Regions from separate parts of the Homo sapiens genome. Here all the other regions are linked to region 3. Evidence: chromatin loops called from intact Hi-C (ENCODE). Cell type or tissue: endothelial cell of umbilical vein. All regions are shown on one strand. Links, peaks and the distances in the headings refer to the core of each region. The heading gives the core; the rest is flanking DNA.

The links. Hi-C counts contacts between places; a loop is a spot of excess contacts. Peaks named below come from ENCODE experiments on the same cell type or tissue, not always from the same donor. Only the 100,000 strongest peaks of a DNase experiment are listed, where the experiment ranks them.
Region 1: it touches region 3 in a loop (4-fold over the local background); 4 of 110 quality-filtered maps call a loop at or near these places.
Region 2: a loop joins it to region 3, with 5 times the contacts of the local background. A loop is called at or near these places in 24 of 110 quality-filtered maps.

Annotation. Positions count from the first base shown.
Region 1 is chr3:194,084,956-194,094,927 of GRCh38, forward strand. It overlaps LOC102724877, which reads left to right. Exons shown (of 6, transcript XR_002959666.2): 4 at 6,552-6,691. Among named protein-coding and RNA genes, the nearest start is that of LINC02028, 19 kb to the left of the region's middle. RefSeq lists a silencer at 1,845-2,139. In endothelial cell of umbilical vein, for the core only: no CTCF peak of the experiment used is centred there; DNase peaks (open chromatin) are centred at 1,956 and 4,756; H3K27ac peaks cover 1,744 bases.
Region 2 is chr3:193,783,299-193,793,270 of GRCh38, forward strand. It overlaps LOC105374283 (a long non-coding RNA gene), which reads left to right and starts at 3,954. Exons shown (of 4, transcript XR_924839.2): 1 at 3,954-4,096; 2 at 7,734-7,851; 3 at 8,195-8,307; 4 at 8,528-8,786. RefSeq lists an enhancer at 8,351-9,008. In endothelial cell of umbilical vein, for the core only: a CTCF peak has its summit at 4,989 (motif pointing right); a DNase peak (open chromatin) is centred at 5,033.
Region 3 is chr3:193,964,887-193,974,858 of GRCh38, forward strand. The region is part of intron 1 of LINC02026 (long intergenic non-protein coding RNA 2026); the gene reads right to left. Among named protein-coding and RNA genes, the nearest start is that of LINC02026, 34 kb to the right of the region's middle. In endothelial cell of umbilical vein, for the core only: a CTCF peak has its summit at 5,458; DNase peaks (open chromatin) are centred at 5,495 and 5,995; H3K27ac peaks cover 375 bases.

The DNA of each region.
Region 1 (9,972 bases), core at 1,890-6,889, 120 kb after region 3:
TTCAAAGCCAGCAATGACCACTTGAGTCTTTCTCACATTACATCACTCTGCCTCTTCTGCCTCCCTCTTTTATTATAAGGACCCTTGTGATTACACTGGGCCACCTTAATAATCCAGGATAGTTTCCCCATCTCGAGGTCAGCTGATTAGCCAACTTAATTCTTCCTGCAACCTTAATTCCTTTTTGCCAATAACATAACATAACATATTCATTGGTTGTAGGGATTAGGATGTGGATGTCTTTGAGTTACCATTATTCTGCCTGCCACAGATACTGTCCTGCCTTTCTTTGAAAAGAAGAGCTCATGATTTACAAGGTTAATCAGGGCTGACTTTTTACACTGTCCTTGGAGCCAGGAAGGGAGAACCTGCTTGTCCCTGAAACTGTCCCTAGGATCCCACATGATCCTGGCACAGCAGCCTGCTCTGTCAAGGACAACTAAGCTCAGTAAAGCTCCAGGTCAGCTTGGGCATCATGGGAAGAGCCTGAGCTTCACAGACAGAGGGACTGAGCTCCTACCCCAACTCACCGACTAGCTAGTGGTGAGACCTAGAGCAGGTCACTCAACCTTTCTGAGCCTCCATACTCCCATCTGTACAGCAAGGCTAATGCCCTAGGGGGCAGTCAGGATTAGAAATCATTTTTTCTACCATTAAAAAAAAATTATTGAAGTCTCACTATGTGACTGGCACAAGGCTAACTCCTGGCAGAAGGCTAACTCCCTGCTCTCATCAAGCTTGGATTTTAGTTGGGTCTAACATGTGGGAAGTCCTTAGATAGCCTGGGAACACAGGTACGCAATAAATTGAAAACATCTTTTGAGCTCTCAAGCCTGCAATTATCAAGAAAATAATATTATGTTTTAGTTACTTATTGATTTATAACATACAAAACTAAGCATAACCCCTATTCGACTTGATCCTCACAACAATAATCCAGGGATGGGGCAGAGAGCAGCCCTTCCATGGTTCCTCTTGCACCCACAGTGAAACCCTGTGCCTAATGCAAGCACCCTCAGTCATGCAGGGCAGGTCACCTCCTGTTCCGTTTCCATCCTTTCGGGTTAAGGGTAAGAAACCAAAAACTAAAAAAAAAAAAAAAAAAATTAAATGGCTCTTCTCTAGCACTGCAGATGCAGTAACATATTTATACTATGCTCTCACCTGGTATAAATGTTTTGACCATATTCGGGGGTGGTGGAGGGTGAGGAGAATGTTTGCGCTTCTCTTTTTGCAGTTAGCCCAGGTTGTTAGCTGCATGTTCTCTTGTCTCTCTCTCCCACAAAGCTGTGAACTCATCGCCTAGGGACAGCGGGTCTTAGGAGGCCCCCATAGCAAGACCCAGGGAGGAACTTTGCAATTATTTAGCAGCTCTTGGGAAGCACTTGCTAAATCCAACCCCCTCACCCATCCCAGTCGCTTGGTGGAGGAGACCCCTACAGAGTCCCGGCCAGAAGTCTCAGATGGCTATCCCATGCAAGACAGTCTCTCGAGGGCTCCATTGTTATACTCAAGTTGGCAGGAATAAGCTTCAGCCAGCTGGCCCGAGGATCCAAGTGATACCAGCTGGTCCCCAACCTACAGAGTGATCATGAGCATGTCTGTGAACTGGTATCTGACAGTTCGCTGTTCCCCATCTCCAGTTCCTGGAAGGGAAGCTACAACCTAACGGTGCCAAGGAGGGGTGGCTTGATGTGGAAGGCGGTTGTCCCTCACTGTCCCGATTACCCACCGCGTGCCTCTGCCTCCCTTTCCCACACTCTGCTGCTTTGCTACCGTGGTGCCGGTGCTCAGTTTGTCAGGCCTCCCAGGCTCAGCAGGCAGGATGCCGTAATTCTCAAGAATAAAGAAAACATTTTAGAGTCTGACAAGCCCAACATTTGCATGTCTGTTTTCAGAGAAATACCCATGTTGGGGGATTAATCCTCTTTCTTCTGCCCCCCTCCCATCCAGCCCAAAGTAGGAAAACATTCTTGACATAGTTGCCTGAAAAGGATTTCTAAAGAGAAAAATACTGCCCATGCCCTGTGATTTCAGGCACTTAGTGTGAAAAGCACCCAGAGGAAGGTGATAGGGTAAAGAACAGAAAAGAAAATATCCTCTTTAGTCAAATAGATTGTTGATCTTAAAGTGGACGGTGCATTAGCTTTGTCTCTAGTCTCCAGAAATAGACATGTTGGTGCTCTACTTAAAAAGGCATGATTTCTGCACTAAGAGCCGAGCCTGTGCTCCCCTAGGCTGTGGATTGGAGGATAGTAAATGGGGAAAGGGGCAAAAGCCCAAGGCCCAGAGAGGCACTCGGCAGAGGAGAGAAACACAGGGTTTATCTCTTGGAGCATTTTACACTAGGACTTAGGCTTATCCAGATGCTAAGAGACTCTGAATTTGGAAGAGAAAAAATACATTTTACCTCATATTTGGGAAGGCCTGCTTCCCAAAGGTCTGCCTCACTCTTGGGGAGGTCCTCTCTGATCTGCTCTGAGCATTAAAAGTAAATTTATGAAAGAATTCCTGGAGAAAAGCCAACTAGGGCGACTTGTTCTGAATCATTAAAGTTTCTGTCTTAAAAGATGATTTCCACAAAGGCCGACTCTATTCTCGTCTCTCAGGTTGGGAAGCTGATGAACTTGTAAGCAGTAAGGGCCCTCTGATGAGATGAACTTTGCTCCCATTGTTCCAAAGAAAGCGAACCTGTGCCCAGGAAGGCGATTGAGGATGGAGGGGCTGGTCCAGGCAGATGTAGCAAAAGGCAATTTTAAAGTTCTTAAGACAATGTGGGCATGCCCAAGATCACAGCCATGCACCCATGCATCCATTCAACAACTGAATGTTTGTGTTGGCCAGAGCCCTGTATTAAATGGCGATTCCCTTCAACCTCGAGAGGGCACGTAAGCCCACAAAGTCCTGGAAAGGAGATACGATGGGAAGCGCAGGAAATTCAGAGAGCCCACGGTGAGTGTGAGTGGACTGACCACGGTGGAGCCATGAAAGCATCTCAATACCAACCCCAGAGGCAAGGCCCAGTGCGTGGTGGTGAAGACAGGTGGTCCAGGACAGCCTGGATGCTCAGAGAACTTCCTGTGGGCCAAGCCCAAAATGGCACAGGCTGAGGCAGCACATCCTGCGTGTCCATCAGGAGAGCAGTTTCCAAGTGGAGCCATGGGGAAGGAGCCAACAGGAAAGGACCCTCTTCTCTGAGGAGCTAGGGACATGGGGAGAGCTCTCCACCTGAGCCTGGGCCAAGAGGAGGGAACGCCTGGCAGGACCCAGTGCCCAGAACAAAGGAGCTTGTGTCAGGGCCTCTGGGATAGGGACCAGGGGAGGCCAGCGGCGTGAGGCCCAGGTGAGACTTGCACTGCACAGTGATCATCTGGACATGCTCTCAAGCACCACAAAGAATTGTCGCCTGATTGCTGGAAAGCAGAGGGCCGGGCTGGGGCAGACCCGAAAGGGGAACCTTGAGAAAAGAAATGGAGGGAGGCAGGAAAACTTTCTTTGCAACAATGGTAGCAAAGTTCATCTCATCGGAAGGGCCTTGTTGCTTACAAGGTCATCAGCTTCCCAACCTAAGAGATGGGGATAGACCTGGCCTTTGTGGAAATCATCTCTTAAGACAGAATCATCAAAAATTCACTCTAGTTGGCCTTTCTCCAGGAATCCCCACACAAATTAACTTTATATGCTCAGAGCCAGTCAGAGAGGACCTCCCCAAGAGCGAGGCAGATGTTTGGGAAGTGAAACCAGAGACTTTGCCTTAAAGGGGACACATTCCCTCCTGCTCCCCACTAATCCTAGAGTCTGCAATAAGCTGTCTGAGATAAGAGGGGCGAAGAAACCAGCCAGAGAAGAGATGCAAAATTCCTTAAAGTTCTTGATCTGTAGTTCTTATCCCAAACGTGTGGCAAAAAAAGAAAGCTACCCACCACCTTTATGCCTTTCTCCCAGTAAAAGACTAATTTCAGCTGGGCAGGGTGGCTCAAGCCTGTAATCCCAGCACTTTGGGAAGCTGAGGTGGGCGGATTGCCTGAGGTCAGGAGATCGAAACCAGCCTGGCTAACATGGTGAAACCCCGTCTCTACTAAAAATACAAAAATTAGGGCATGGTGGCGCACACCTGCAGTCCCAGCTACTCAGGAGGCTGAGGCAGGAGAATCACTTCAACCTGGGAGGCGGAGGTTGCAGTGAGCCGAGATTGCGTCACTTCACTCCAGCCTGGGAGACAGAGTGAAACTCCGTCCCAAAATGAATAAATTAATTAATTAAAATAAAATAAGACTAATTTCAAAAATCCCTCTTAGGTACACAGCAGAGTATAGCATACAAAATGCATTTGGCCCTCTCACCCTGGGTTTCATTCTGCGATTTCCCTATAAGCATTTAGATTTCCTTCTGCATGACCCAAGCTAAGACTGGAAGGGAAGCTTGCCATCAGCTGACAGTGAGGAGTGGCAGGTAGACAGGCCTTAGGAGAAGGGGGAGGTCAGTGTCTTGGGACGTCCGGCCCCAATTCTGACCCCCAAAAGGAGAGCATCAAGGCCCAGAAGCATTCAAGCAGAGGTGAAAGCACACCCCACACCAGCAGCATCTGCCTCACTGCCACCCCCAACCCCAACTTAACCACCCGGTTCTGCTCGGGGCTGAACTGATTAGTCATTCATAATGCTTAAGTCATTAATTCAGGAAGGAAGCCACGCTAGCTGCCTCTTCTCACTGGGAGTTTGCTGCCGTTGCAAAACAGATGAGTAATCAGACATTCCGGGAGCCCTCGTTAAGCCCATTGCCAAGAAAGGTGTCTTGCAGCTCATTTGCTGCGGGGGAAGCCACGCTACAGGCCCTGAGTCACGCTGGATCCAGGGGAGGGCAAGGCCAAACTTGCTGGAGTGCAACATTGCATCACCGAGATCTGCGACGGAGAGGCTTACCCAGCCACCGAGCTCCACTGACCTCACCCACAGCCCCAGCTGGGGCTGACCCTCTGTGGGCTGCTCCGCTGCTTCTGGGGTTCGGGGAGGCTCAAGGGGTCAGAGACAGACATCCTGGGAGGGACACCCGGTACTAGATGGAGTCTTATGTCCCTATATGACAGGTGCTAAAACTGAGGCCCACAAAGGCAGTGACACTTGCCTAGAGTCAAACCTAATTCAAACAGATTTAGGATAGAATTTCATCTCAGTTTTTTTGTCCCCAGCAATTTTCACTGCACCAAATTACATCAATAGGTAATGCAGGTAATGTTAAAGGCTAGACTGTGAATGGCAACGTAGTAAAAACTACCCGACGTCCAGCAGCAGCAAGTACTTTAGAAAATTGTGGTCAAATAAAATGAAATGCTAACCATCCATCTAAAAAAGATTGTTACCACTTTACATTCTGATATGGAGCTGTCTCCAGGATACGCTTTTTATTGCTGTTGTTGTTGTTGTTTGTTTTCTTTCTTTTTTTTTTTTCTTTTGAGATGGAGTTTTGCTCTTGTCACCCAGGCTGGAGTGCAATGGCGTGATCTTGGCTCACTGCAACCTCCGCTTCCCGGGTTCAAGCTATTCTCTGCCTCAGCCTCCCGAGTAGCTGTGATTACAGGCGTGCTCCACCACGCCCAGCTAATTTTTGTATTTTTAGTAGAGATGGGGTTTCGCCATGTTGGCCAGGCTGGTCTCGAACTCCTGACCTCAGGTGATCCACCTGCCTCAGCCTCCCAAAATGCTCTTAAATGGTTTTTAAGAGCAAGAAAGCAACTTATGGAGACAGTACGTATGGTGCACTACTGTGTGAAGGAGGGACACACACACACTCCATAACACCTAGTGTTCCAAAGGAGTGCAAGGGCTGGCACTAGCCATGCGAGTTATTATCAGAGTGCATTTTCCAACCCGTGCCCTGAGTCGAGCTTCCATGAGTGCCTCTAACTTGTGGCCACTGAGCCTGGCCAGCCCCGTTTCCCTGTACCCCTCCTCCACCCCAGTGCATCTCCATGCCTGAGTGTCCAGGTGCTCAGGAACCTCTGCGCAGGCAAAGCTCTGGGAGAGGCCCCTTGGTACCCCCTACTCCCCCTTCCCCTAGTGTCAGACAATGGAGGCCCAGCTTCGAAGCTTGCCTGAGGTCACAAACGGACAGCCCCAGAAAGAAAATGCTTCATGCCTCCGTGTCTTAAAGCTTTCATTCTTTGTGAGTTGTCTGTTCACACATAAAGACCCCTGAGAGGAATCACACCTTGAGCTCAATCAGCCACCACCTCATTATTTACCCACCAGCCTCTCCTTGGGTATTAACTCACACCCAGGGAACAGCAAAGATCTCAGGAGAGGGCCTGATTGCTCACCCACCCTCCAGATGGCTTCAGGGCACAAACTGCTCCCCAGCTCCTACTCCAACCCCAGGGAGGAGGGGCCATCTGAGCTGTATCTGGTCGACCTGTGGTGAGAACAGAGCCTCTGGGTAGGACTGAGTCCTTCCACCATCCCATGAGTCACCTAGAAAAGTTGCTTCAGGAACTCCTAATATCATTTTTCACCTCCCAAGGAGTTCACATCTATGCACACGTTTCCATCTTACAGACCAGGAAACAGGCTCAGAGAGAAGAAGGGAATTATGTACCTCGGTTTAGAGCCAAAGTGTCCTGCCTGCATTCCAGCTGTTTCCATCCATGTCCATGTCAACTGGCATCTGGAACTACTCGTAGCAGCATCCACTCAATGTGAGTTGACTAAATGGAGGAAAATCTACTATGGTGCTTGGAAAAACTGGGACTCTCATGATTTAGGATATAAAGATTTGTCGTCTGTCTGAATGGAAGAAAGAACAGGGCAGTGCTGTGGGGACACTAGGACGTCCTAAGGAAACACACTCACTAATTTAGGGTAATCAATCAGGTAATACTATTTATGGGCTATTAATGATACATGAGGATCACACTCGGCCCAAGTTCTTTGCTTTGTTTCACTCTCTTGCTCTGACACCCTCTCCTAAGTTTCAAGGCTTTTCCCTCCCACCACCCCTCCCAGCCATATCACCACCACCATATTTTAATTCCCCATTTTTCTTTTTTTCTTTCTTTTTTTTTTTTTTTTTTTGAGACAGAGTCTTCCTCTGTCACCCAGGCTGGAGTGCAATGGCACGATCTTGGCTCACTGCAACCTCCGCCTCCTGGATTCAAGTGATTTTCCTGCCTCAGCCTCCTGAGTAGCAGGGATTACCGGCACGCACCACCATGCCTGGCTATTTTTTTTTTTCTGGTTTTTTTTTTTTTTTTTTTTTTTTTTTTGTAGAGGCAGGGTTTCATTCAGCATGTTGGCCAGGCTGGTCTTGAACGCCTGACCTCAGGTGATCTGCCCACCTCGGCCTCCCAAAGTGCTGGGATTACAGTCACTGTGCCAGGCCCTTATTCCCCATTTTTCTGTCCACCCTCCCTTTGTCACCATCGCAAACGTCTCCCAGGACGGACTGGGCTTGCCTTCATATTGACCACGCATGTTTATGCTGGGACACTCTTTCCTTTTTGAGGTTCTTCCCTCTTATTGATGTGCTTATTAATTAATCAGATGTTTACTGAACACCTGCATGCAAGACCCTTTCCTAGCGTCACTGCGTATGAATAATCATTGAAAATTACACAGAGTTTGGTATATGTCTCGTAAGAACTAAAGAGGAAAAGTTACTCTATAGAATCCTAAAATGAAATAACTTCTAAGCAACAAGATAGCAGTAAAAAGCTTGAGTTTTTATTAATGTATTATTATTATTTATTAATTATATTCCTCTGTCTGAAATCTTCCCTCAGTCACCAGGGTGGAATCGATAAATGGCAACATTTTCCTCTCTGATGTTTTTTAACTGCATTAAAAGGCATGGAGTTTTAATTTCACATGCATTTGTTTCTGGGTCTTGGGTCGTTTTTTTTTTTTTTCTTCTTCCTCAAAGCAGATAAATGAGGTTCCAAACTTCAGATAATAAGGCTTAACAGTGAGGCGCTTTTTAAAAAGTGAATCATTTCTCAGTTCTCCTTTGCTAACCTCTCTTGGTAACATTAATTATGAGTTTGTGCACTGTGCCCCAAGGCGAGCTCGGCTTTCCCAGGACAATTAAAGTTACTTAATTATTAAAAACTGTGTGTGCTGCTGCCCAGAGAGAAAGAGGCGGCCAGGCCTGGCTCCCGCAGCCCCTCACAGGAGTGACTGGACACTGTGGGAACCGGCCCCTTTCCCTCACCATTGTCATTCTTTCAGTATAATCTATGAAAATCCCCCCCACCGCCGCGGCCTCTCCCACCTCTGCATGAGTGATTTAGAGACTGCCCACCACTGAGTCCAGCCTGCCGGCTAGTCCTTGTCCTGGGGTGAAAGAGGGGCCCTTGAGCCTGGAGGCGGAGGGAGATGACCAGGCCTCTGCCTAGGGCTCTCGGGTGGAGCAAGGGCCTTGGAAAATGCTGAACCCCTGGGTTGCTGGGTTGCTGTTGGGCCCATCCTTCCTCAGGCTTTCTGCCCCATGGGAGCAGGACGGGCTGCACAGAAATGTCATAATGTACCCTTAAAGGGGGTGGGAGGGGAGGAGGGTTGATGTGGCCCTTCGAGTGGGCATTTCCAAGAGTGGATGCCAATCTGTAACAGCATTTTTTTCTGGGTGGTTCTTTGATCACAGGAGTGAAAAAACTATAGGTGGCCCTGGTTCTGCCATCCACACCCAAAGTGACCTTGGGCAAGTCATTCCTGCATTGGGAAGCTTGGCTTCGTAGTGAGAGGCAGCCTAGGAGCTTTAGGAGCCTCTAAGTCCTGGTACTTAGATGGAGTCTAATGCTTTCCCGGAAAGAAAACCTCGAATTTTCCATTTCTTTTTCTACTTTCCTTCATTCACCCGGCGAGCACCGACTCTGTGCACCATGTCGTAGGGACAGAGGCGTGGACACAGCAGAAGCCCTGAAGGCCACAGCCTCTACTCCTATTGATTGTCTTGCACACAAGAGGAAATGAGGCTGAGAAGGAAGGGGGCTGGTCCTGGGATCCCCCTGCGTGGCAGTGTGAGGCAGGCGGGGACCTAGTCCTCCCAACAGCCGGCCTGCTGAGCATGGCCAGGCCACCGCTGCCGCCTCCTTCCTGGTTTTCTGTCTTCTCCCTTCCTGCTCTGTTTAACCCCTCCCACAGTCAGCTCATCCCTGGGCTCCAAGTCTCTAGGGAAATATGGTCCAATAGAAATATGCTGGCCACAGGCCGGGCGCAGTGGCTCATGCCTGTAATCTCAGCACTTTGGGAGGCTGAGGCAGGTGGATCACAAGGTCAGGAGTTCAAGACCAGCCTGGCCAAGATGGTGAAACCCCGTCTCTACTAAAAATACAAAAATTAGCCAGGCATGATGGCATGTGCCTGTAATCTCAGCTACTCGAGAGGCTGAGGCAGGAAAATTGCTTGAACTGGGGAGGCAAATGTTGCAGTGAGCTGAAATCGCAGCCACTGCACTCCAGCCTGGGTGACAGAGTGAGACTCCGTCTCAGAAAAGAAATATGCTGGCCAGAAATGCAAGCCACATGGGCGTTTTGCATTTCCTACTGGCCACATTTAAAACAAATGAAATAGGAACATGTGAAATTCATTTCAATGATATATTTTATTTAACCAATATATTCCAAATATTATCATTCCAACTTGTAATAATATAACAATTATTAATTAATAAGATATTTTATATTTTTGAACTAAATCTTCAAAACCCAGTGCCTATTTTGCCTTTAGGGCATGACTCCATTCAGTTAGCCTTTTTTTTTTTTTTGAGACAGAGTTTTGCTCTGTCCCCCAGGCTGGAGTGCAATGGTGTGATATTGGCTCACTGCAACCTCCGTCTCCTAGGTTCAAGCAATTCCTGCCTCAGCCTCCCGAGTAGCTGGGACTACAGGTGCACGCCACCACACCCAGCTAATTTTTGTATTTTTAGTAGAGACAGGGTTTCACCATGTTGCCCAGGCTGGTCTTTAACTCCTGGCCTCAGGTG
Region 2 (9,972 bases), core at 2,250-7,249, 180 kb before region 3:
GCTGGGAAAGCACGATATGCCAGCCAGCAACCGATGTACATCATCATTTGCTTGAAGAAATAACATGAGCTTGTGACTCCTGGCCACACTCTGGGTAGCAGGAGGAGCACAGTCTGAGGTCAAAGGATGTCACAACTCTCAGCCAGGCTGGCTGAGACAGGTTCTAAAACAACCCTTTCCAACCTACTGCTCTCCTACTCCCAGGACCTGGAGCCACTGACCCTGCCATGGAACAGGTTGCATGATGTTTTACATCAAATTGTATTGATTCTTTGGTGAATAGGTAATACGTTCTCATGGTTTAAAGTTTAAAATGGTACCAACGATATAAAGTAGAAATCCTCCCTCCTACTCCTTCCTCCCATCACCCATCTTCCACTTCTAGGAACAATGTTTCCAGCTTCTGGTGCATTCCTTCAGATGTAGTCATCATGGATACAATGCAAATAAGTAGGTATATGTGTATCCCTATTCCTTTTTCCTTTTTAAATACAAAATCAGTGTATTATACTGTTTACCACTGCCCTCACCTTTAAAAAGTTTTTTAGATTTTTTGTAGAGATTGGATCTTGAGATGTTGCCCAGGCTATCTTGAATTCCTGGCCTTAAGCGATCTTTCACCTCGGCTTCCCGAAGTGCTGGGATTATAGTTGTGAGCCACTTGAACTCCCTCCTTTTATTCACTTAGCACGTATACCTGCAAGTTTGTGACTTGAAGGGGTTTAAATTTACCCTCTTCTGCACCAGTGGTCCGAATGTGAACCCTACACTGTGAACCCAAGACAAAACACAATGCAGGCTGGGCATGGTGGCTCACACCTGTAATACCAGCACTTTGGGAGGCTGAGACACACAGAGAGCTTGAACCCGGGGGTTCAAGACAAGCCTGGGCAATACAGTGAGACCTTATCTCTACAAAGAAACAAAAAAACAAAAAAACAGACCTAGTACTGTGTGCTTGCAGTCCCAGCTACTCAGGAGATTGAGATGGGAGGACAACTTTGGCCCAGGAGGTAGAGGTTGCAGCAAGCTGTGATCACACCACTGCATTCCTGGACTGTAGAATGAGACTCTGTCAAAAAAAAAAAAAAAAAAAAGAGATGAACCTCTCATTTAATGCTTGTTAAACAGATAATCTCCACATAGATATAAAGAGATGACTGCAGATGCATTCTTTTTTGCATCTCCCATGTACATTTTCCAAGAGATTTTGCACTGCTCTTTGGGGGGTGTGACCCCTACTTTATAAGGACAGTAATCATCCAGGGACTGACATGATTTATCCAAACTAAGCTGCTGCCCTATTTGAGCTACTCTGATTTTGTGCTTTGGAGGCATTAGAGTTGAGCATCTGAGAACAGAGAGACTTGGCTGAGTTTTCTAAATAATAACTTCAATATACTCAGATGCGCTAGGAAGAAGTCACGCTGTCAATATGATACGGTCAAAGGACTCAGGTTTCTCCTTCCACCTTGAACTGAAGATGACACATGCACCAAATCATTTTTTTCTAAGCTTTCTTTTAGCTTCCATGGCTGCAAAGCAGTGATAATTCAACTTGCCATTAGGGTTTTAAGTACTCCCAGGTATTAAATACCTAGCATTAAACAGTACAAAAATATATTTTTAAAAATACCAACTAGGAAAGTGCTAAAATGACACTCTGTCTTTGCCTAAGTATACTATGAGAAATGGAAAAGCTGGCCTCTGGGGGGCCATCTGCTGAGCCCAGGAGTCTAGGAAGCTTCGATGATATATGTGCAATCACTGAATTATGCTGGAGAAAAGATCTAAAACAGACATGGTTTCAGAGCATTCATGATAAATGGTTCTTCACAAATTGAAGCTGATTATTTCTCTCCCTCACATTCCCAAAGAGGTGGTCTCTGCTTTTAAGCAGAGTTCATTCCTGGAAACTCCATCTTAAAGGGAAATCCTAGTCTGATTGTATAGTTAAGGGTCTCTCTCTTCAAACATGTTCAGTCTCATGAGAGAACTGAATGGATGAAAGTGACAGGAAGGAAGAATAGGCACATTTAGACCCCGTCAAACAAGCGTGGCAAAAACTGAAGCCTGCTTGAAATGATGCTCTGTAAAGAGAATGCAGTTTCGTATAACGAACAATTGGTGCAGTTATTGAATAATGTAGATGGCCGTTGAAGTGAAAAAGTGCAGATGGAGACACAGTAAGACCTGACGCATGCCTGGGAGATTTAGAAAATGGTTCCCCAGGCCGGGCGCGGTGGCTCACGCCTGTAATCCCAGCACTTTGGGAGGACGAGGTGGGTGGATCACGAGGTCAGGCGATCGAGACCATCCTGGCCAACATGGTGAAACCCCATCTCTACTAAAAATACAAAAATTAGCTGGGTGTGGTGGCGCATGCCTGTAATCCCAGCTACTCGGGAGGCTGAGGCAGGAGAATCACTTGAACCCAGGAGTCGGAGGTTGCAGTGAGCTGAGATTGCACCACTGCACTCCAGCCCGGAGACAGAGCGAGACTCCGTCTAAAAAAAAAGAAAAGAAAAAGAAAATGGTTCCCCAAATGGAGCCCACTGTGTTGCCCCCAGCTTTCTCTTCCCTTCACCTGGGCCCTTCTTCTACCCTGAATATCTTGGCCCAGGGTAAGGGACAACTGTCGTAGAGAGCCTTTCTGTGCCTCAGTTTTCTTCATAGGAAAGTGACCATGCAGCAGTCCAAGGACATTCGCCAAATGCTGCAGAGCCTGGGAACTAACCGCCTCCCTTCCAAGCCTGATGGAAGAAATGGCCTCCCTTCTAAGCCTGGTGGACCTGGGACATCTGAGACCAGAAAACCAGAGGCCAGCTGATTAAATATTAATAGTTAGCTGTTATGGGAAGGTCTCTTGAAAGAGTTCAAGACCAGCCTGGGAAACATATGGAGACGCCATATCTACAAATAGTAAAATAAGTTAGCTGGGCATGTGCCTGTCATCCCAGCTACTCAGGAGGCTAAGATGGGAGGATCACTTGAGCTCAGGAAGTTGAGGCTGCAGTAGCTATGATTGTGCCACTGCATTCCAGCCTTGGTAAGAGAACAAGACTTCATTTCAAAAAAAAAAAAAAAATCCTGTAATCCCAGCACTTTGGGAGCCTGAGGCGGGCAGATCATGAGGTCAAGAAATCGAGACCACCCTGGCCAACATGGTGAAACCCTGTCTCTACTAAAAATACAAAAATTAGCTGGGCATGGTGGCACATGCCTGTAATCCCAGCTACTTGGGAGGCTGAGGCAGGAGAATCGCTTGAACCTGGGAGGCGGAGGTCGCAGTGAGCCGAGATTGCGCCACTGCACTCCAGCCTGGGTGACAGAGTGAGGTTCCATCTAGAAGGAAAGAAAGAAAGAAAGGAAGGAAGGAAGGAAGGAAGGAAGGAAGGAAGGAAGGAAAGAAAGAGAGAGAGAAGGAGAAAGAGAGAGAGAAAGAAAGAAAGAAGAAAGAAAGAAAGAAAGAAAAAGAAAGAAAGAAAGAAAGAAGAAAGAAAGGAAGGAAGGAAGGAAGGAAGGAAGGAAGGAAGGAAGGAAGGAAGGAAAAGAAGTTAGCTGTGGTGTTAGCTGGGCCAAACTAAGAACACCAAGTCAGTTTTGTCTGTGTTTTACATCTACAATTTTAAATATCAAATTTAAACATTGAAAAGTTTTTTTTTTCCTTTGAACTGGTGAGTGGCTTTGGCTCCCAGCAGAACAAATGGAGAGAAAGCAATGAACTGTCTGTGGAGTGAGTGTGTATTAAAACGTGGAATGAGGATCTCCCCCACGGGGCGGGGAGACTAGGAGAAAGCTGCCAGAGGCTGCTGGCAAGAGATATCCACTGGTTCTAGACCTGGCGGAGAGCGCTGGAGGTGGGTGGGGAGGTGGGGGTTGGGGAGCGTGTTGGAGTTGGGCTTGGGTCATTGTAGGTGAGCCGGCGTGGTTCTCTCTCAGGAAAGCACCAGAGAGGCCTGGCTCTGGGGAAGTTGGAGGTTTTACTCCCTGGCATCATCTGCAGTCGAGAGTGATCTGGCAGATACTATCTCTCCCAACCAACTTGGCAAGGCTCTGGTCCTGTGTGAGGAGGCAAGGAGTTCTCTTGGATGAGGTGAGCACACCCAGGTGAGGCAGCACACAAGAGGTCCACGCCTGCTCTGCAGACAGAGGGAGGTTAGCATCCGGAAGAGGCAACTACACAGCTGCCACCCCATTCGGTACTTCTCTCAAGGCACACGGGCGGTGTGGCAGAGCCTGTTCCTTGCTGACCAGTGTCCATTCCCCCTTTCTTCCTTAGTATCGGATTCCAGTTTTATCTGGAGTGGTGATGAGGCTACATTTCCAGCCCTCCTTGCAGCAAGGATGGCCAACGAGACGCAAGCACAAGTCATGACGTGGGTCTTCAAGGGGCCCGACTTGGTGGGCAGAGCGCTGCATTGGCCTTTGGCGTTCCCCGTAGTCCTCTGCAGGGGACTCTGCAGTAGCCCATGAGGTTACAGGGCTGATGCGAGGCTTGTGCTCTGGTAATGATTGATCATTTTGTAGGCTGCAGCCTATCTACAGATGTCTTTTAGATGGGCAAATAAACTCCCAATTTGGCAAAGTCACTCCAATTAGGACTCTTACTACCAGCTAAACAGAATTCCTAACTGATCCAGATGGACTTGGAGAGAAAAGAGCTCCCAGTCACTGGAGATGTGCAAGCATCAGTGGCAGGGGTTAGTGGGGCGAGGGGCCTGGCAGGGGCTGGCGGGGCAAGTGCAGGACTAGAAGTATTTGCTATTTGGTGACCCTCTGTGAGGTGTTCAAATCCCAGCCTGCTGGGGCTATTGGTTAACTGGTTTTAGTCTGAGCCTTAAAACAACAACAGGCTCAAAAGAGAAGAAATTCATCACAAATTAGGGGCCCATTTGTGTCACCTGCCTCTAAAGTCGGAGGCTCTGCAGCAGACGAAGCCCTGTGTTGCTGGGGAGAAGGTGGCTTCACGGACACTCCCGTTTCAGTGTGACTGCCTTTGGGGCCTATAGGGGGCACTAAGGAACTATGGGATCTTGTTGCCTCTGTGGCGGGGTCAGCGCTCAGACCTCCAGCCAACCCAGCCAGCAAGAAGAAGGAATGGGGCTGGGGCTGGGACAAGGGTCGGTTATAGTGGGTAGAAATGAAATCGCCCCTTCCCCATTCTTCTTAAAGATCTAAAATGCAGAGCACCTGATTTTAAAGTTCAGAAGAAAATGTCTCCCCTCCGCAATGAGAACTTGACATTTCTGTCACTGAATCTTAGACTAGAAAGGGGCCTTGGAGATCAGCCAGTCCTCACTATTCATTCAGCAGATGAGAAACTGGAGTCCCGAGAAGGAAAGTGATGGATCCAAAGAGAGGCAGGGCGTTAGCAGCAGGGCTGGGCCGCAGGCTGGGCCTTCCAACTTCCAGCAGAGTGTTCTTTCCACCACACCACACCCACCGTCTTGGCCACGTTTGTTCTCTTTTCTGGCCCTGGGGGGACTCTGGCAGGGCTGGGGGTCTGATGTGAACTGGAATCTGTTCAGTTGCACCTCTCATTGCTCCTGCCAGCTCGCCAGCTCTGGCTGATGGAGGCAATTAGAACCAGACATCCCATAAGGCCATTCCAGAAAGATCTCTTAAAATTCCACAGCAGCTGGGGACTTGCCTTTCCCTGCAGGGTTCATCTGGTGTGTAAATACCTAGTTGTGTAAGGCACAGGGTTGGGGGGCCATGCTTACACATACACAGTCTCTCAACCCACATTCACCCACAGATAGAAAAATAGAGAAATATTCAGTAGGAATTCCTTTCCTTTCTACCTCCCAAAGAGAGAAGTGAAGAATTTACAGGCCACCCTGGGAACATTTAATTACTTGCTGCTGAGGGATGGGCACTGTATTTGCACTGGGCAGTGGGTGGCAGAGGGTGGGGGACATCCCTGGTTTTCTTCCTTGCACCGCAGAGGGCTGCTTCCCACCACTGGGTTCTGAGGAAGGCCAAGCAGTGTTTGTGGCCAGCTTAGCAAATATGCAGTCCAGGAGCCTGGCTCAAAGATGTTGCCTCAGTTTATCTGTGGGAGCCTTGAGGCACCAAAAGACAAAATGGCAGAGCAAGGAATCCAACCCAGGACCACTGGCTTTGATTAACCTGTTCAATGATCTCCAGTGACTGTAACATCAAAACTGAAGGGCAGATCCTGGCTCATGAGTTGATGGAGCCCTCTCTTTCTCAGGACTCCCATTTCACAGTTCTCACCAGTCAACCTTGCTTTGGCCAGCAATGTGCTGCTGTTAGTTGGCCAGTGTTTAAGTAGACCCAGAGGGCCTTTTGTTAGAAGTCAGTGGGAAACAGCCAAAGCATTGCAAAGGCAGATGGAAAAACCAGACACGTTCTCTAACCTGAGGGAGCACCTAGTTCCACTGTGATTTACAGGAGGCTAGAAGGGGAAGGAAAGGGTCATCATTCTGACAAGTCTACATACCAAATTGGTTGCAGAGCTTAAGAGAGAGCCCACATCTTCTGTTTCCCAGACTAGAGTGTTTTCAACACCATCACACCACCACTCCCAACTCCTCCCTTTGAGGTTGCATTTGGCCTGACTATCCCATGAGAGTAGTGTAAAACAGTGTTAAAAAATTAAATCAGGTCATGATTACTATAATTTTTTATTGGGTAGGCCCAATAACTCTGAGCACCTTTCGAAAATCTGTCCTGGGACTTGTGGTTAATTGGTGATTAATCACCGATCCATTTATTAGATGATTTCACATTACCAATTGATGTTATCTCTGTACTCCCCATTTTCCAGTGATCTCCTCTTGCTGACATCCCTTAGATCTTCTATCTGTGTTCCAGATGTGGCATTTTGCAGACTTAGCACTCAGGGAGAGAAGAATGAATCCATCAGTTCGTTCTGCTGCTGATTTTTGTGTTTGGAAGTAGAAGTGCATTTGTTTATTTACTTATTCAACATCAAACACTTGCTGGTGCTGGGAAAGGTACCAGGTGCTGGGGTAGTTGCTGGGGAATAGAGGGACAGAGAACTTGGTTTTAAGGGATTTAAATTTTGGTAGAGGGAGACAGAACATACCCACAATTAGCTCTAATATAGAGAATAAGCCCTACAAGAGAAGGAAAGATGAAGTGAGCTCAGAGGGAAAAATCACTTGGAGAATAGGGGGGAGAGCAATCAGGGAGGAGTTCCTGGAGGTGGTGGCATTAAAGTGATGCCTAGAAGGATGAGTGCTTCTGCTGTGCAGAGACTGGGGAGGTGGAAGAAGTGGGGCAAGGCATTCTAGGTGGGGGAAGGCAAACAGGAAGGAGAGCCATGGCTTGTTAGCAATCATGAGAGGGTCAGTTTGGCTGATTAGGCTGGTTGGCTGGAGGCAGTCCTTGGATGGTGACGGATATCAAGTGAAGAAGTTTGGGCATCAGGCATGGAGAAACCACCATGGCTTCCTGAGTGGACAAGCCATGTGGGCATCACTACCCTAGAGAAGGGTGAGCAGCAGCAGCGTGGACTGGGTGGGCATGCACACACTGTGACTGCCTTGCCCCGGAGCACCTCTCTGTCCTGTAGTCACTCAGAGCTCTGCTGTGTGTCCATCTCTCCCACTCCCCCAGCATGAATCCATAGACCCCAAGAAAGACCTGCACTGTCTTGTGTTTGAATGATGACCCCCTGGCAGAACTCAAACCACACACCCTGCTGAATGGAACTCTCTTTTTCCTTTCCATAAAACCAGAGAAGTATGCAGAAACCTCGAAGGTCATCAATTCCGACATCCAGTTGATGCTTAGATTTCCTCCATTGCTTCTCTGCAAAGCGATTGTCTGTTCCATGCTTAAATATCTCCAGTGATGGTGAGCTCACTACTTCAAGAGGCAGTCCATACTCAGGGTAGTCCTGGACTCACTAATAGAATGGACGGAGCCTGCACCATCCCCATTTCTGCCTCACCCTCGCCCGCTAGCACTGTGACAAGACATCTGTCCACATGTGTTGAATAGCCCTGAAAGAGAGAGATCCCCTTACCCCAGAGCACATGAATTTCCCAGAAGGTCCCTGGAGTAAAAATCTGGTATTAATTGTACTCCTGTTTGGGCAGCACTTTAGAGTTTGCAAACGGCTTTCACAGGCTTTATTGTTCTAGTGCCCACAACACCACTGTGAACAATGCTGTGGCATTTCCATTTTATGTATCAGGAAACAACTCCAAAGGGAACTCGCCCCAGGTTGAACATTGTGTAAACGTCAAAGCCAGGATCCTACTCCCGTTTCTTCTGACTCTAAATCTTGGAATTTTCTCAGCAAACCAGGTAAGCAGGGAGGTCTGTCCCCAAACACTAGCCTTGGGATGTTTTTTTTTTCATTAAACAACGTATTATGGATATAATTATTTGAATCAAAGGGGCAGGATGGTGTGTGTGTGTGTGTTTGTGTGTGCTTGCATGCAAGGCCACGGACGTGCCATGGAGGTACTTTATACTAAGCTGAAATACTTGACTAACAGGTTTCCTCTTCCTGTTTCTCTTCTAGAAGTCTTACCATGGCCCTGTCTCAGGGCACTCAGCCCCAAAGTGGTGGAGCAAGAGCACTCCAATCGGCACCACATGCTGAGCAATTGAGCTAGCATGCTGATAGAGGCAGGGACGACACAGGCCTTGTCATCGATAACAGGATGAATACTGAGGGCCATCAGCCCATGAGTTCTTTGCTCGTCTATCCTAGAAAAAGGAATGTTTTCAAATACCTCCACTATCAATCACCAAGAAAAAAACATTTGTTATTCATTGTTTTTTGTGTCCTCTGATGTAACGTTTTATCCAGGAGTTCAGGGACCTCAGTTTCTTTATTTGTAAAATGGGCATAGGTGTGTGTGTGGCGGGGTGTGGTGGGGGGCGGTAACCATGGAGGCATTGGACCAGTTGTTCAAAAGGGACCTTCTCAGTTCTAGGTATTTGTTTGGTTTGGTTTGGTTTTGAGACGGAGTCTTGCTTTTGTCGCCCAGACTGGAGTGCAATGGCATGATCTCGGCTCACTGTAACCTCCGCCTCCCGGGGTCAAGTGATTCTCCTGCCTCAGCCTCCCGAGTAGCTGGGATTACAGGCGCCTGCCACCACGCCCGGCTAATTTTTGTATTTTTAGTAGAGATGGGGTTTTGCCATGTTAGCCAGGCTGGTCTTGAACTCCTGACCTCGTGATCCACCACCTCAGCCTCCCAAAGTGCTGGGATTACAGGCCTAAGCCACTGCGCCCAGCCCCTTCTAGGTTCTGAAAGAGGGAAAAAAAATGTAACGTGGTTCCAAAATTGACAGTGACCCAGGTGTAGTGATGAAGGAATAGATTCATGCATGTGCAGTTGCCAAAGACAGAGAACCTCCAAGCGGCCCTGGGGCTGTGCTTGTCTGCCCAGTGAGGGGATGCATGAGGAGACTGCAGAGACCGCTCCTAACAGGGCTGCTGTGTGATCCCACCAAAACATTGCAAAGAACTTGCTACAAAGTTTGGGGGAATTGCTGTCCATAGTTTCAAATAAGATGTTGCAGAATGACAACATCAGGGTGGCAAGATATGTCCAAAAGAATACTGAAGCAAGACAGAAGACGGCTGGAGGTTAGACTTATGAACTGGGTAGGGCTGGTGATGGTGAGGAGGAGAGAGAGGGTCAGCTCATTCAGAAACACCCAAGGGAAGAGCACCAGGAATCCAAAAGGGGTTGCCCTGTAGGGCACCTGCCCAGGGATGTATGGACAAAAGATCTGGCTTCAAGCCAGCCTCACCACTTACTAGCTGTATAACTCTGAACAATTAATAGCACCTGCCTCAGACTCAGTTTCCTCAGTGGGGAAATGGGAAGAATACTCCCTACCTTACAGAGCTGCTGAGAGAGTTAAATTACATGGAATATGTGGAAATGCTTAACAGAGTCCATTCATACATTCAGCAAGCATGTGTTGCGTGTCTGCTGTTTGCCTGGAAAA
Region 3 (9,972 bases), core at 2,975-7,974:
AAAGGTCTTTAAAAGAACACCTTTCTACAATAAATTTTGAGTGTTAGGGGAATGACAGGGTTAGAAGGAAGGATTGGAGAGAAAATATGAAAATGGTTAATAAAATCTGGGACTTTCTAGGCAGACAACACCACAGGTTCAAAGAAAGCTTATAAACATAAATATCAAAGAAGATAGTAATAATGTGTTCAATTACTCTTTCACTCCTTTTCTCTCCTTAGTTATTCTTCAGTATTTCCTGGACTTTCATTTTCAATAACTAACAGTAAGGATTTATCAATTACTTTCCATACCACAGGGCTCAGCCTGAGAGGCAAAAAGAGAAAGAAAGGATGGCTGCCATGTCTTATGTGTTTTTACCTTTTAAGGATGTAGATATGCTTTCATATTCTTGATCTCATTCCATGCAAGGTACTATTCTCATTTTAAAGATGAGTAAATGGGAGGCTGAGTGAGGGCTGAAGCTCATGTCTTCTGACTCCAAGTCCTGTGCTGCTGCAAAGACTCAGATGGTTTTTAATAAATTTATAGCATAAAATATATGCTCTCACAATATAAAAAGCCTTAAAGGATGTGTTTTATAGACCTCTGGGTAACAAGGCATTGCATTTAAGTGTTTAACTTCCTCTACACCAACAGCCCCTCTGAAACAACCCAGAGAAGCATAAAAAAGGAAAAGCTTTGGTGAAAGGGGAGAAAAAGTACTACAGCAATGTTGGGAACAAGGCAAGTGCACCTTCCACATGGTAGAAATTGGCACCATCCTTTTCAATATGGCTTAGATGGGACCAGAGGACGGGAGACACTGTGGACAGTCTTGCAGCTCTTCTTCCTCAAAAACAGCAGTGGTTATAGGAAGTAAAGGGCAGAAGGACCTTGAGATCCCCACCAAACATGACTGCCCCACTTCAGTTTTGGAGGGCTGAGGGAGTGTCGTGTGCAGGTTAGGTAAGAAGACCAGGACTTGCTTCAGCTGTAGATGAGGAGCATTTGAAAGCAGTAGCAGTAGGAGACCCCGGCATAAGCACAATGGCTCCATTACACGGATATTATACAAGGGAGCCAACTTCACCTTGTGGACAACAACTCAAGGAAGGAGATAGAAGAAAACACAGCTTCATCCTAGTGTTAAGTCAGGCAGAAAGAAAATGAAATGCAGAAAGTCAGCACAGGACCCAGCAGCTGCATCACTGGTAGAGAAGGGTGCAGACAAGGAGCCCCAGTCCTCTCCCTAAGCCTGTGGTAATTCCAGCTCCCTCCTTCTGCCTCTGTCCCCTATTGTCTGCCCTTGATCCCAGCTTCTTCTCTACTCCCCTCCATCTGTTGCACGTCTTAAGCAGTCACATAAATTTACTTCCATCAAAAAAAATGTACTCGCATTGTTTATGAACAAACAGCAGAACTAGACATACTTTTTTCTCGTTTCTTATAAGTAAAAGAGAACCAACATGGGGATTATATAAGACAGAAAAACTAGGCTCAAAATACAGAAAAACACAGTATCTGGCTGGGCGCGGTGGCTTATGCCTGTAATCTCAGCACTTTGGGAGGCTGAGGTGGGAGGATCAGTTGAGGTCAGAAGTTTGAGACCAGCCTGGCCAACATGGTGAAATACCATCTCTACCAAAAGTACAAATATTAGCCAGCCATGGTGGCACACACCTATAATCCCAGCTACTTGGAAGGCTGAGACAGGAGAATCGCTTGAACCCAGGAGGCGGAGGTTGCAGCAAGCCAAGATGGCACCACTGCACTCCAGCCTGGGGAGCAGAGTGAGACTCCATCTAAAAAAAAAAAGAAAGAAAAGGAAAAAAAAAGAAAAAGAAAAAGAAAGTATCTTTCTAAAAAGCAAACATGAATTACAAAATTTAGGAAACTCAGATTTAGGTTCCATAAAAATTCCAATAAAAGATAAATCAAATGATGAAAAATGAGAGATAAAAGCAGCAATGAGCAGGGCACTGGCTCAGCAGAGGCGAAAAATCACAAAATCACAAAAGTTAAGGAAACTAAAACAGAAATAGTAAATTACAATTTTCACTCAAAGCGAGAAAGAGTAGAACAGGCACTGAGACAAGACAAAATTGTCAATGCAGGAGAGAAACCTGAAAAACTGCCATGGAATAAGGAGGAAAAAGGCAAAGTGATATAAAAAATGAGAGAAAAGTTGTTGCGTTTGAAGAAGAGATAATATAGAAATCACAAAGAAGAGATGTTCCTGGGGCGCGGGGAAGAGCAGAATAAATAAAACAAACAAAATAAAATATAAAAGAAGAAAACTTTCCTGAGCTGATGTTTTCATTAAGACCAGGGTCAGCTATCCGTGACAGCTGTGAAACTAAACCATAAGGAAGGCGAAATATTTTTTATTCCATGCAGCTATGTGTCCATAGGCATATCAGGAATTATGTTTCTAAGAAGAAAACTATGGATTTGGAGGAACCACTACCAACGTCTGCCATAATTGAATAAAAATGTACATTTACACATCAAAAGATCTCACGAAGTACCTGGCAAAATTACCTTAAAGACTTCAACTAGCAGATGAACTCAAGTTCAAGAACAATAAGAGCATTTTACAATTACCTAGACAGGAAACAAGTTAGCTTACCTACAAAGATAGAAATATAGACTAGCATCAGATAGCTCTATAACATTAAACATCAGATGAAAATGGAGAAATGTTTATAGTTTTGAGTGCAAAAAATTGCCTGCTAGTCAAGAATTCTAAACTCATTTAAGTTGTCATTCATGTCTGAAAAAAATTTCTTATATTTCTTTACATTTTCTTACAAAAATTTTCAATTATTCAGATTCCTAAGCCATATCACTGACATTACTTTTGAAAAAACTACTTAAATCATACTCCAGCCAACTAGAAATTATTCAAAACGAAAAATGGAGAAGTTCTAATGAAATGGAACTCATGGTTGTTACTTTATTTTTATTTTATTTTATTTATTTATTTTTTTGGAGACAGGGTCTCACTCTGTTGCTCAGGCTGGAGTGCAGTGGTGCAATCTTGGCTCACTGCAGCCTCTGTGTCCTGGGCTCAAGGGATCCTCCCACCTCAGCCTCCTGAGTACCTGGGACCACAGGCACATGCCACCATGCTCAGTTAAAAAAAAAAAATGTAGAGATGGGGGTCTCACTACATTGCCCATGCTGGTCTTGAACTCCTGGGTTCAAGTGATTCTCTTGCCTTGGCCTCCCAAAGTGCTGAGATTACAGGCATGAGCTAGCATGCCCAGCTGTCATAGTGGTTGCTAAAAATCAATTAAACATCCTCTAAAGTATGGTTGTAAAAGACATTTTAAATACAAAACAGTAATTCTTGAAAGAGAAAATAATTTTTAAAATAATAACTGGCACACCTTTGTCAAAATTCAATGAATGCACACTTAAAATTTGTGTATTTCATTGTTTGTAAATTTTGCCTCAAAGAAAAATACTGCAAGCAATTATTAAACTCTAGTTAATGATATTTATGCAGAAGTATTCAAGAAGTATATTGATGTCTTTGTCTGTTTTACATTGCTATAAATGAATAGCTGAGACTGAGTAGTTTATAAAGAAAAAAGGTTTATTTAGCTCAGAGTTCAGCTGGATGAGGGACTGGGCATCTGGTGAAAGCCTCAGGCTGCTTCCATTCATAGTGAAAGCAAAGGGAAGCCAGCGTGTTCAGAGACCACATGGTGAAGGATGGAGCAAGAGAGAGGAGGAGGGGAGCTGCCAGGCTCTATTTAACAACCAGCTCTCTAAGGAACTAATAGAGCAGGAACTCACTCATTCCTTCCCATACCAGGGACAGCATTCATCTATTCCTTAGGGATCCACCCCAACAACCTGAAGGCCTCCCACTAGGCCCACCTCACCTCCCACTAGGCCCCACCTCACCTCCCACTAGGCCCTACCTCCAATATTGAGGATCAAATTTCAACATGCGATTTGGAAGAATCAAACATCAAACTACAGCAATTGATATTTTCAATTTACTTTGAAATGCATTTGTTTTAAACACGGGTTGATAGATGGACAGAACATGATACAGCAAGTATAGGAAAATGGCGATGGTAGACACGTGGGTGTTTACTGTAGAATTCTTTCAACTTTTCTGTATGTTTGAAAATGTTTATAAAACAGTACGTTGGAAATAAAGATAACCCCTGAGTCTAAAGTCCAAAATTAAATACATAAAATAAGAAACTGAGTGAACTTAGGAAGGAGGGGAAAATAAAAGGTTATTTCTTCACCTTGCATAAGAAACAATCAATAGGTAGCATTTTTAAAAATCAAAAATTGGGAAAATATAGATTCGTGTATTTTTAAAATTTTCAGGGCAATCCCAATAGAATTTTAAAATAGGACCTATACCTTCCATATCACTAGTGGAAAAATAGAAAATACAAACAACATAACACAAACAATTTTAAGCAGAGAGCAAGAAAATATTTTTAAAATCCAGAAAGCATAAGCAACTGGACTAAAGTTAAAACAAAAATGGTAACTGTGATAACAAATGTAAGTGGCTTTAGCTCCCATATTTGAAAAACTAAACTTATCAATATGCTATCATCCCAAGATATATACCTCAAATAAAGAAAAGCATTAGAATAAGAAAGGATAAGCTAGCAAATACATCACATGCACAAAGACTCAATTTGTAAAGAAAACAGGGTCACAATATTTTGTATCAAAGTAGAATTTAAAACGGAAAACTTACATGACATTTAGATAAATATTGAAAAAGTGAATAGCATGTAAATAACTGTCATGATGCTTTAATTGCCACATAATGTAGAATAAAAACAAATAAAGCAAGAATTCGTGGAAATTCAGAAAGAAATGGATAGAAATGACTTAGTAATGGCCGACTTTAAAGTCACCATCTTTGACAGCTCGGAAAGGTAATACACATACGATAATATAATAATAAGTTAAGAAGCACCCCAGGCATGTTTCAATCAGTGCAAGTTGATCAGGACAATACCTTTGCTCACACAAGAGGCTGCACTTTTTCTTAATGAAAACGGACATATGTGACCTTCTTTGGCATGCACCTACCATGGATTTACACTCGGCTTATGCTGTCTACACACCCCATTTGCACGTGTGCTGCCAACAGACCATTCTCTCCTACACATGAGATTTAACCAGACCCAAAAGCTATAAAACCTAGAGACGTTTCATTGTTGATTTGGAAGAAGAAACGGTATGGGCTGTAAGAACTGGAAAAGATTTCTTCTGACTATTAAACTCTGAGCTATTTCAAAGCAATAGATTCTAGCTATAGAGTGTTTAATAAAATGAGGAGGTTTGGGATCTTCCAAGCTATGTTTCATTTCCTAACCCTAGACCATGCTTCTGCAACTGGAACTAGAGATCAATGGGAAGAGCAACAAGGGTAAGGGAGAGTTGATGGATGTGCCTGAGGACGTTTTAGGTTTGTAGTAATGACAACATAGTCCACTGGGGGAGCTCTGCGGGCTGTTGAACATGTAGAATAGGACCTAGTTGGAAATGTGGATTGGAGAGCGAGCATCAAAAAAGTGAGTTAAGGGGGGAGGGGGGGAGGGATAGCATTAGGAGATATACCTAATGTAAATGACGAGTTAATGGGTGCAGCACACCAACATGGCACATGTATACATATGTAACACACCTGCACGTTGTGCACATGTACCCTAGAACTTAAAGTATAATAAAAATAAATAAATAAATAAATAAATAAATAAATAAATAAATAAATAAAAGTGAGTTAAAGCCCCACAATTCAAGTTACTTCGAGGATATAGGATTAACAAAGCCTGCTCAAGCCAAATGATGGGGACACGGCAGGCCAAACAGGGAAGTCTGTGTGTGATGTGATAGGCAATATAAAGCCAGCAAAGGTCTGGGATCAGGGAGGTCATTGTAATTGTCAGGAAATTCATATCAGATTAAGGCCAGTTTTGCCTCCCCACGTCTGTCAGCTGACATGTCTTCTGCCCTGTGAGGAATGCAGAATGCATCTGCTCCCCCTTCCACATGGCAATAGAGAAAAAAGCAGGACTAACACTTTGCCTTTGTGCATTTCACAGGAATAGCAGGAAAAGCCTTTTGAGAAGGCTCAACACTCACAGAGAAAACCACATTAATCATCAGCCTAGGAAACTGGAACACTCCACAAAACCATTGCTATAGATTCAATATTTACACAAAATCTGGAGGTTGAAGTTCTTCCTTTCCTTGCCACAGAAAGGAAACCATGAAAAGCTGCCAGAAAGAGAATCTCAGTTCCTATTTACACTCGCCAAATTCATAAAGCGCAACATTCTCATCTTATAGATAAGGAAAACTGAGTCGCAAAAAAGACAAAGTGTCTTGATCAATAACGTGTTCATACCCTTTACCTGACCATGCACATTTTGAGGTGCGGAAACTGCAGCCCCAAGCGTACAATGCCCTGCCCGACATCACACAGAGAGTGAACACCCAAGCAAACAGTCATCCCCGTTTGCCCCACTGCTCTACCCCATGTACCAACCAAAGCAGGCTAAGCAGAGAGAAAAGGAGGAAGGTAGCTGTGCTGTGTCTGAAGAAGCAAACCAAAATAAGTCTCATTCAATCCGGTCTTTGGGACGGGTAAAACCCCTAGTAATAGAGGAACCTGCAGACACGTAGTTGGGTTTTGGTGGAAATCATTGGGACCTTCTCTGCTATGTTTCTCGAAACAGTGTCTTTCAGCTTTCTGCAAGGGAGTTTCCCAGAGGTCTTATTACAAGTATGGTTTGGCTGGAGCCCAGCCCAGACTTCCTGGGTCAGAATCTCAGGGTGGGGCCCTGGAATCTAAATTTCTAACAAGCTTCCCCAGTGGATTTTATACACACTGAAGTACAAGAGCCACTGTGGCTCACATTCTTGACCAGACAGTATGAAAAGACTAAGTTCAGATCTCATCCCCAAGATGGGGGTCAGACCAGACAGGGGTCACCGTCCCGCCTTTAGCACCCGGGCCCCACGTGCCCTTTCAGCCCCTGCTCGTTGCTCAGCACAGCCCAGCCCAGAATTACTCCTCCTAAAAGACATCTCTCTGCCATTTTAATTTCCAAAACCTGTCATAAAAGCAGCTCTTCTCTTCTGATGAGGTAATTGGTGCCATAATACCATTAGGAGGGTGCCCCTGGTGCACAGCTCAATTAGGAAAGGTGTATTAAATGATTTACATTTCTTTCTTTAGCTGAAACACTAGTTATAGACTTGCTAAGTAATAGGATGTTGTTAATGAGCCATAGCATGGGGCTCATTTAATTCAATACTGTAGCTTTCTAGCTAATTGAGGCATTGTTCTTCTTTACCCCACAGTCCAATTTTTCTTCTCCCAAAGCCAGGGGAAGAAAAAGAAAGGAAAAAAAGAAAAAAGAAAACCATTCGAGGGTCAGACAGCAAAAGTAAGAACCTCCATAGAGTCTGATTCCCAGCCAGTTTATGACAGCCCAGCCTTCCAGGGGATAAGATTCCCTATGTTAAGAGCTGACTGCAGGTTCATTCTAGGCTGAGGCTGAACCTAGAGGCCTGAAGAGCCCCAGGCTGAAGAACCTGGTTACAGTGTCCCCATCCTGTGAGTTCTCCACTCTACAGGAGCTCAGGGGAGGCCTGACTTGGGATCATCTAGCCTTGGTAATAAAAGTGTGGTCCATGAGCGAGCATCACGTGGGGGCTCGCTGGAAATGCAGAACTCATGTCCCACCCAAACCTACTCAGCCAGAATCCACATTTAACAAGATGCTCAAGTGATTCTCATGCGCTGCAAATTTTACGAAGCACTGGTCGAGATCCTTTCAGATTGAGCCACAACCTCCCAGGCCTCCCTCAGGGAGTGTTCCCTACTAGAAGGTAGCCTATTCCCACCCCACAGAAACATTGCTCTTTTTTAAAATATGGGACTATTCTCATGGAGGAAAAAAAAAACTTTTTTAATGAAAACAGAGAGACAGAAAGAAACCCAGAGAGAAACAGTAAAGGCCAGAAAAGGGTTGCTGAACTTGAGAAGTTCAAAAGCCCATATTTCATTTTGCTCACAAAACCACAGACCTCTCCTGCAACACACCCAAAGACTGCAGCTTTGCCTCTGCCAAGCCGCAACTGAATGGAAAGCCAGGAGAAAACACTCTTTCTAACACAGGAGAGCCAGGAACTCCAGTGCAGAGACCAACCTTCCAACCTCAGGGACTCACAGTGTGTGGAAGCAGCCAGAGGCCTTAGAAGTTATGTCTCACTCCCTTCATCCTACAGAACAAGAAACTGAGTCGTGCAGGGCAAGTGACTTGTTCAAGCAACCCAGTCCCGTTAGTGGCAGTGCTGGCTGGGATTGGGCCCAGATCTCCTGTCTCCCGTTCTCTTGCCCTCACACCACGAGACCTCAGAGAATCTATACAAGGATTCTCTTAAGATCAATATGCAAAAGCCGTTTCACTAATTTGCACAATATGAAACTATATTCTTCTAGAGCAAGTGTGACATTACTCAGTTGCAAACACTGCTGTGGACAGGTAATGTCAAGGAACAGGTTTGACTGCTGGTCTCCAGACTACAAATTAGCTGGAATAATGGGCAGAAAGTGATAAATAACCTGAGCTTCTCTCAAAAACTTGAACTGAACTCAACACTGCAGATGCTTTATCTGTCTTATTCCCCACTTTTTATTCTCTTTTCTTAACTGGCTGCTTCGTTCCTTCCATCTTTTACACCCGTACATTATCTGTGTGAGAAGACAAGCACCACCAACTCAACGGAGTCTCTCCACAACTGACTATGAATGGTTTGGCTGAATGCCCAAAGTCACCATTTATTTTTTCTTCAAATAGACAGCCAAACTTGAGAACCAAGTCAAAATAACATAAATGCCCCTCAAAACCAAAAGTCTCAACCAGCAACCCATCACCTAGCAGACCACAAGAAACTCAGATCCAAAATGACCAAGTATCCCCAGTGGGAGAATCCACAAAAGAAAACCCACTGTAAGGATGGTACTTCACAAAATCCAGGTGGATAAACCTCAATTCTCAAAACCCCCTTTTTCTGCTACCTCCTGAAGCCAAACCACCTTCCCATCTCAATGCCCTCTGCAGCCACCATCACCGGAAGTGTCAAACATCAGCCTCACGCTTATTCTGCCCATGAACGTGAGGTTTCTACATCCAGGACTTCTGGAATCACCCCTTTTTGTGGTATTTCTTTGGGTCCTGAGCACCCTGCCATTTTTCTAAACTGAAGAAAAGGGGGAAAAAAGAGGAGAAGCAAACGAAACTTCCCTGCAGTGATGTGAGTGACTGCTGTGTTTCCATGGTTTGCTCTCCACTGTTCTCGGTGACCCCTGCGGATTTCCCTTATGAGTTAGTGTCCCGGAATGTCTCTTTATTAGGTGTCTGGAGAAGTAAAGCTGTCCTGATGCCAGCGCCCCCACACTGAGGACTTTATTAGTTTTTTAATTTTCTGTCTGGGTGCTCCTGCTGCATCAAACTTTCCACAGCTGTTAGGAGCTATTAAGTCCGTAGCCTCATTGGGCCCTTTCCCCACCCCTACCCTGCTGAAGAACATGGGAAATTTCTGGACATGCTACGTGGAGCCTTTAAAATATGAATACTTTGTCTCTCTGGTGAGAAAGCACTGGGGTCCAGATGGGGAGAAGATGTTCTGCCATAAGAAAATCTCCTGGTCTGGTCCGTGCCTTGGCTTAGCACAGGGCTGTTCAGGCAGTGTGAGGACCCGACAGGAGGGAGGGGCAGGCAGAAGGGAGAACCCACTTTTTTATCCATTCTGCCCAGCAAGTAGGGGACCGGGGTTGTCCGGGCGTCGGGGGAGCGGGGAGCTCAGACTGTTTTTAGACTGACTTGGAATCCGGCCCAGAGCTTGATGCCCGGTTCAAAGCATTCCCTCCTGAGTGGACATTACAAGACCTGCAGCGAAGAATAAAACAGAAAGACTTGCAAA